Linked DNA regions of Homo sapiens: regions 2 and 3 are each linked to region 1. Evidence: chromatin loops called from intact Hi-C (ENCODE). Cell type or tissue: heart left ventricle. All regions are shown on one strand.

What was found. Peaks named below come from ENCODE experiments on the same cell type or tissue, not always from the same donor. Only the 100,000 strongest peaks of a DNase experiment are listed, where the experiment ranks them.
Region 2: a loop joins it to region 1, with 4 times the contacts of the local background. A loop is called at or near these places in 15 of 110 quality-filtered maps.
Region 3: a loop joins it to region 1, with 2.4 times the contacts of the local background. A loop is called at or near these places in 10 of 110 quality-filtered maps.

Annotation. Positions count from the first base shown.
Region 1 is chr4:24,418,359-24,420,858 of GRCh38, reverse strand. It overlaps a transcript of PPARGC1A not described here. Among named protein-coding and RNA genes, the nearest start is that of MIR573, 100 kb to the left of the region's middle. In heart left ventricle, CTCF peaks have their summits at 1,038 and 1,240 (motif pointing right); a DNase peak (open chromatin) is centred at 1,238.
Region 2 is chr4:24,248,345-24,250,844 of GRCh38, reverse strand. It overlaps a transcript of PPARGC1A not described here. Among named protein-coding and RNA genes, the nearest start is that of MIR573, 270 kb to the left of the region's middle. In heart left ventricle, no CTCF peak of the experiment used is centred here; a DNase peak (open chromatin) is centred at 1,384; H3K4me3 peaks cover 633 bases; H3K27ac peaks cover 1,671 bases.
Region 3 is chr4:24,233,781-24,236,280 of GRCh38, reverse strand. It overlaps a transcript of PPARGC1A not described here. Among named protein-coding and RNA genes, the nearest start is that of MIR573, 290 kb to the left of the region's middle. In heart left ventricle, no CTCF peak of the experiment used is centred here; no DNase peak of the experiment used is centred here; H3K27ac peaks cover 1,566 bases.

The DNA of each region.
Region 1 (2,500 bases):
CAGAATTGTGAGCAGTAAATTTCTGTTGTTTATGAATTACCCAGTCTAAGGTTTTCTGTGATAGCAACCCAAGCAGACCAAGACATCTGGGAACGCTACCCCGGTTCAACAGCAAGAATCGGTTGGAGAATGTGCCAAGTGGTAGGGGAGGGCTGCTGGCTTGTGTGGAAAGTGTGGGCAGGAAAGAATCAACTTGGCCTGCTTAAAATTTAGTCTAGGGTGGATCTCAGCAGGGGACAGTGAGTAAGTCAACCAGGAGGTATGGATCAGAAATTAAGAAAGACTTTTGTGACTTGGAATCCCAGCCGGGAGTGTGGACATGATCCATTCTGCATTAAAAACCCACTAGAGAGTTATAAAAACGGGCATACGATCGGACAGACACTAATCTTCCAAAGAACCAGAGTGTTAGCCTATTTATGTAGCTATATCATGCCTTCAACGCGCCGGAAAAATAATCAAAGGAGAATTTAGAACTGTTCTCAGATTGTCAGTTTTTCATCTAAAAATGTTAATGTACATTAAACTTTAAATTAAAAAAAGCACATCCCATCACAAACTATTTTTAATATGGAATACTTAGCAGCGGTGCACACTTTCTGTTCTGAGATTTACCAGGCTATTAACCAGAATAATTTGGGTTTAAAATGAACTGAATTAGGTTGTGTATCCCCACGTTAAGTCTCAAACAAATTACATTATTTAAGCTGTCATCTGTAAAAGGTGCATACGCTTTTGGTTATTCTATGCAGATAAAGTTGCAGTCCAGTTATAAGTGTCTGATGGCATCAGAAATGTCAGCAACTGACAGAACTGTTTATGGAAAAGAGAAAAGAAGAATCTCATTACTGGTTCTTTAGAGCCTATTTTTCACTTTTCTTTTTGTTTGAAAATAATTTAATGTATATAATTGCATGCCTTGAAGACTTTAAAATACACAAGGTTGCCTGGATTTAGACTCAATATTTGTGCTAGTTTGTGAGTTTGTATGAGGATGCATTTGGACATGAAAACCTAAAGTTGGCAGGAATTTTTCTATCCTCTTTTGTCTCTTCTGGGTGATTTGGATGTGATTATAATCAGGAAATAGTTTGAATGTGATAGAACCCTGATGATTCCTAATTCTGGCCGTCATGTGCACCAGCCACTTCTGTTCCTCTCTGGAAAGAATTGAAGAGTCAGCAGATAAAAGTTGCTTTTTCAGACTGAGAATGAGTGCGCCCCTAGCTCACCTGGCCGCTAGGTGGCACTGCAGCCATAAGGAAGTGTGGTCACAATTACATAGTTCGGCTGTGGCATTAAGGAAGTTCTCCAAGGCTGAAATTGGGAGAGGGCAGCCTTTTCATCTCTGTGTTTTTCGGGATTGTAGGGTTCTTTGGATTCTATTGCATACTTTGTGTATCTAGGATGCTGCTAAGGGGAAGGGGATTATTTGTTTAGGGTGTGATGTTTCCTGGGTTTGTGTTGTTGCATAAGACACACACACACACACACACACACACACACTTGAAGATTTGTTAGGAATTGTGTTGGTCAGGGAGTGGGAAGTGAAGGGCAATATCACACTTCCGTGGTTTCTGAGCAGAATGGTCTGTTCCAACTGAGCAACAGATGGCGTCCTGACCTGTGTGCCTTTTTCTTTGGTGTTCATCTGCTGGAAATGTTCTCAGTAGAGACGACCAAAATTCTGGAAGATGCTAAGTGTCATAGCATCTCTCTTTGTGCCAGCCCCCTCTCCTGCTTCTTTTCCCTCTGTTTTTAACCACTAAGGAAACAATCATTATCCAAAAGTATTTTTTTTCCTTTTTGAATAGAAGCTAAGTATTTGAAACCTAGACACCTTACTATTGTCCCAGAGAAGAAAAGAAACCAACAAAGAATCTACTAAGAGTGTCAAAGAGTGAAAACTGAATAACAGCTACACAAGTTACTCTGAAAATAACAAGAATTCTGGCAGATGATTAGCAAAAATATTTCCTAAATAGTGAAAGATGAGGAATTGACTGACATTGAGGTGTGTCTGGTGAAATTAAATTTGCTGTTAAGTGACTTGAAAAGAAATGTGTGGAGGGTATGTTGGTAATTAAATCAGCAAACAATGGGATTCATAATGAAAATGGTAATAGCTATGTTTATAGAGGTCCTGCTATGTTCCAGGCATTTTTGTATAATTACTTAATCTTTAGAATAGATCTTTGAAATGGGTATGATCAAACTCTTTGGCACATAAGTAAATGATAGTGTAGCTAGGTTCATACCTGGCCTGGGTTCTAACACCTTTAAAAGCTCTAATTAGAATTAGGTCTGTTAGAGTCTAACACTTGTGTCTCGGTGTTTAGAAAATGACTTGATAATGGAACATAAAGGCAAAGAGAATGTCTGTGTTGCTTCTCATTGCATCTCCAGGACCTGCCATAGTGCTTGGCTGGCTCATGTAGGACTTCAGTATACATTTGTTCTACCCATAGATAAATGCCAGAGAGCTGGAAGATTCCATGGT
Region 2 (2,500 bases), 170 kb after region 1:
GAGGGAGAAGCCAGTAGGTGTATTGTAGGGTAGGAGGCTTACAGAAGGAAAGACTGTAGCTTGATGAGTGAGTTCTCTCCCATTTCCTGCATTCTATTGCAAAGGGGCAAAAACCTCCCCTTGACCTGACCTGGACTTCTGAATGGCCAGCCTGAGACCTGTGCTATTTGGAAGTTATTTAGTTTTTTCCTCCTCCTCTTTCTCCATCCCTTCTCCTTCCTCTTCCTTCTTTTCTCTTCTTTTGCCTCTTCCCACCTCCTTCTTTTTATTGTGCATGAGGACAGATTTCAAAGAGTGCATGCCCCCAAAATGCAAATGCCTGTTGCAAATCAATGGGAAAAAGAGTTTAATACTGTAGATGGCATTTTAATTTACCTTCAGTTTTTCAGGATGACACCTGTGTATCTCTCCTGTATCTCTCCTTGGATATGGTCAGAAAAACCTAAAAGCTCAGATAATCCTAAGCCAATCCATGCTTAGGCTTTTAAATTTGCAGATTTACCTTCCTATCAACTTATTTGAAGCTAACATTAAGATGAGTTTGCCTTCCCTGAGCAAATGAGCACAGGTGTTAGTCCAGAAATTGCAGGAAACCAGAATGTAACCAGCCACACCGGGCAAGGAATGGTGTGATAATTACAGAGTTCCTCGAGCCTGGGTGTGGCGTGCCTGCCCTGCAGGCTCTACATCTGCAGTGTTCTGCCCATGTTACACCTGGTCCTCATATCTAGAGACAACCAGTCTCCTTATCTAGTCCTGCCCATTTCCACTGTCTCATCCTGAGGACGAGCATCATACTCTATTCTTTTTGCCTCTCTGTTCCCACCGTTTAGTGCTGTCCTTGACATAGGGTGTGCATTCAATAAATGAACTTCTGCCCGTTGGTTAATGAGTGATATCAATAATTGCATACTTCTCTATGTAGATTATGGTTTAAGGAATATGTATTGAGCACTTACTATGGGCTAGGTATTGTGCTAGGGGCTTTTGTACTATTTGAATCTTACAGCAACCCCCTTCACCTGTCATCAATGGGGAAATTGAGGCTTAGGGACGTAGTATAGTTTAACCAAAGTCACACACACTTGGCTCGGCATGATTCAAGCCCAGATATCCCCACGTTCAGACTCAGTTCTCTGATTTCTTTATGTCATGTTTCCCTGCCTTGCAAAAACATTGAGTGAGTTTCTCCTCCCACTGTTAACCTGGGGTTTCCTCCCAACCGATTCCCCGGGATCTCACTCTCAACCCTCAAGTTGAAGGAAAGTTCCTCCTTCTCTGACTGTAAACAGAGAATTCTGTCTTCATGGCGCGAGACCCTGAGTGTCATCAAATGCCACTGCCCACAGTGAGTCCAGGAACGGAAGCCGCTTTTGGAGTTTCCAGCAGGGGCTGGCTGTGAAACAACCACGGGCAAGGCCTGTGTATGTGTCCTGAACGCGGCCTCACAGATTAAAATAGTCGTCACGGTGACCAGAAAATTGGATTGGTTAAACCTTCTGGTTTTAGATTGTTTTTGGAGAGTGAATAACTCTATGATTTTTACTTGTCACAGGCTAAAATGAAAAAAAAAAGTAGGAGTGCAACTTCATAGCTATTTTTCTTTCCTGTATGTTCATAGTGGTTATTTATATCTGGGAAGTTTCCACTGGGATTTAGTTCAGGATATAGACTTGGCAGGGTGGCTTCTGCACTCTGTGGTGACATTTGACAGACTGCAGGCAAAGCAGGATGGATTTCTCATGTCTAGATGGAAGGATCTGAGGGCAAAGTGTTGGGATTGGACTGTATTATAAAATGGATTTATGGATCTGAATCCAAAAGTGGCTCATTGCCTGTCAATATGAGATCTGTATCAATAACGTTTGATAAATTAGGCCTCCCGACCCTTTGCTCTGTTTGCTTTATCAACTCTACTCGGCAATAACAATAAAAGACTCCAGGTGGTGTATTTGGAGTGGCTTACTGAGCTTGCCATGTGCATTCCTGACCTTAGGGCCCAGCTCTGTGATCCTGCACATGTTATAACCCCCAGAAGGGCACTGCTGTGCCTGACTTCCTCCCCAGAATTAGACGTTCCCCTGCTAAGCTGCATTTCAATATCAGCCTCATGCATTAACCTTGAAACGCTGTGCCCATGATGTAGGTAGCGTCTTCATTTTCCAGATGAAGAAATTAAGACACTGAGAGGTTAAATGAGCTGCCCAAGGCCACACAGTAAATCTCGAATACAGCTGGGTTCCAGATAAAGGTGTCATGGTCGCTGGGGGAGGGTATGACACTTTCGTTCTCTGTAGTTACAGACTAAAAGGAGCTGAATTTGCACAAAGCTTGCTGATAATACACTTTTTTTTTTCCAGAGGTGGTGTGTCTGCTGTCTTATCTCCAACTCTTGGGGGAAGCAGTCCATGTCCCTGTGTAAGAAATACAGGGTTCTCACGCCTGTAATCCCAGCATTTTGGGAGTCCGAGGTGGGCAGATCACGAGGTCAGGAGATCGA
Region 3 (2,500 bases), 180 kb after region 1:
TGTTTTTTGTCCTTAGATAAAGCTTGCTCACTCCTCCCAAAGACCCACCCAGCATCAGATGGGTGTCTGCTCATGATACGACCCGAAAGTCTGGAAATTCTCATTATAAAGCTTCCGGATACATGCCAAAAGTTTCAAAACTGTTGGCTGACAAGTAAGAAAGCAATAGTATGTATACCAATTTCGTTTTCTTCTTTGATTTGGTTGATATGCCGTCCCACAGCAAGGATTTTATTCCTTTAGGCTCACACACAACCCTGGGATATTGATGGTAACTTAATTGCTAGTGGTGGGAGTCTGAGATTGTTAATCCATATAGTCACAGGATGAAGGAAAACACACCTCTGAAAAACTTGCAGTTTCTCCACTGTGGGTCCCCCACCCTCTAACACTTTCTGCTCTCCTTTTCTGCTTGGAAAAGGCAGTTCAGTTGAGCTGAGTCACCTCCTCTGATCACTTCCTTATCAGCTGTGGATGAGTCTACCTTACCTTTGCCCCCAGTCTCATTTAATTAGATATAAGCCTACCTCAAAGTCAATTCATTCTGTTTCTTAACATTGACTGCAGTTTCTCTTTTGGCTAACTCCTTGCCTTTCCCTGTGATTGAAGCAGTGGAGGTTGATAATTCATTTTGTTCTGCCATTATTGATTTGGTGGCTCTGGTCCAAAATTTGAAAATTTCTCTCCAGGTTGTTCTTGCCCTTGGTTTTTACAAAGACATTGCATAAAATGCAAGGTGTAGGTCAGAAATAGAAACATCAGTGCTACTTTAGGGTATGAGGGTCCACTTTCAATTGTGAAAGAGGCTTATTGTTAATTACAGAGATTTCCAAGGGCATCAGACAATTCTCATGTGGTGGCTGGGAAAAATCCTCCTTACAAATGCTTTCTAAACTGAGAATGGATTTGAAAGACCATGTCTGCCCCAGCTCAGAAATTATTCCCTCATAAAGGACTTGTGTAAAGGTTTTCAAGATACCTTTATGTGAAAGATAAACTATATTAAGGGCCCAAGAGCTTCTGCTCACCACGTTTTTTACTGAGGTCTTCCTTTCTTGATTCTTATAAATGTCAGTTTCTTAAAGTCACCACCCCCCTAGGATTTAAGATTCTGAATCCGTAAGTGGATGCTTCTCTGACATTTTTTCTTTAGATTCTAGGTACCTTGGTGGTTGTTAAGTGGCCAGTGGAGTTTTTTCTTGATGCATCATTACTAAAATAAGATTACTGGTGTCCTCTTACCTTGCCTTAAACAATATTCCCAAAATGAGTATTTCAGAAGTGCCAAGAGCCAAAAATTTGTGGTGTGGAGTTCTTGCAGAGGCTAACGTGTCTCCATTATTCCTCTAGAGTGTGATGTTTTGTTTTCATGTTGCAAATACTTGTAATAGAGGACTATCCTAAAAAGAAAGAACAGAACAGAAAAGAAAAGCATATCTTACTTTGTTTCATTTTGCCCAATTAGTATGACGAGCTGAGCCAGTGATCACTGGGGTCTGTTTATTGGATTACGTGAAAGAGCAGTGGAAATGAACAGGATACATTACTTTCCCAGGCTACTTTACTTCTATGTAAAGGTGGATCCTTTGAATTAGCACATAACCACAGTAGTGTGTAAGCGTCTTACTTTTCTCCTCTGATTTTTTAAAAGACAAAGATAGAATCCATGACATTGTCTTATATTTTTAGAAAACTGGTAGTAGATGCCTTCCAGAGACACTTATTCTAATTGGAGCTAAATTCTTCCCTGTCTTCCTTCCCATCTAATTTGATATCATGGTTCTCTATAAATAAAACAAGCCTGTAATGCCAGTGTATCATTGGCTTAGAGATCAACACAGCATTGACCTCATGCCTGTAATGAACTCAGTTTTCTGTGATCAGATAGTGAAACTATAACTGGAAAAAGTATTTTTTCCTGAAGCTAAATAGAAAACCCAAAGATGCAGCCACCCTCTAAGGACTTTTAAAATATTTCCCTTCTGTCAGTCACGTCTGTTATAAACAGGTAGTGTGAAGATCTTTATAAGCCTCGCTGGCTGTCAGTTACCAAAGTGTCCAGCTAAAATCAGGGAAAACTCTTACTGTGTTAAGTATGCTGGTTCCATGCAGCAGAATCCAAATCTGCCCATTGTGCTTTCATTTCAGTAGGCCCTCTAGATTCTTAATTACAACACGGGCTAATTATGCAGTCAAAGTTCTAAACCGCACTGGATTTGCACAGCACATCTCTCCTCCCTGGCGTTATTGTATTGGTTTTCCCGACCCTGTCAGACTGAGATTTAAATCCTGAACCTGACATTCATTGTGTTCTGTGTATCAGCTTTTCCTGCCTTTCTGAATTACGTGCCCAATAAAGTTCTCATCTCTGTCACAGGTCAGGACTTAGTCTTTTATAAATTCTTAGGCTGGGACCATTTAAATTCTGTTTTTGATTTTATCCTGCCTCTTCAAATTATTTGCCTTGTAAGCGCTTTAACTTTTTGGTCTTTAGCCCTAG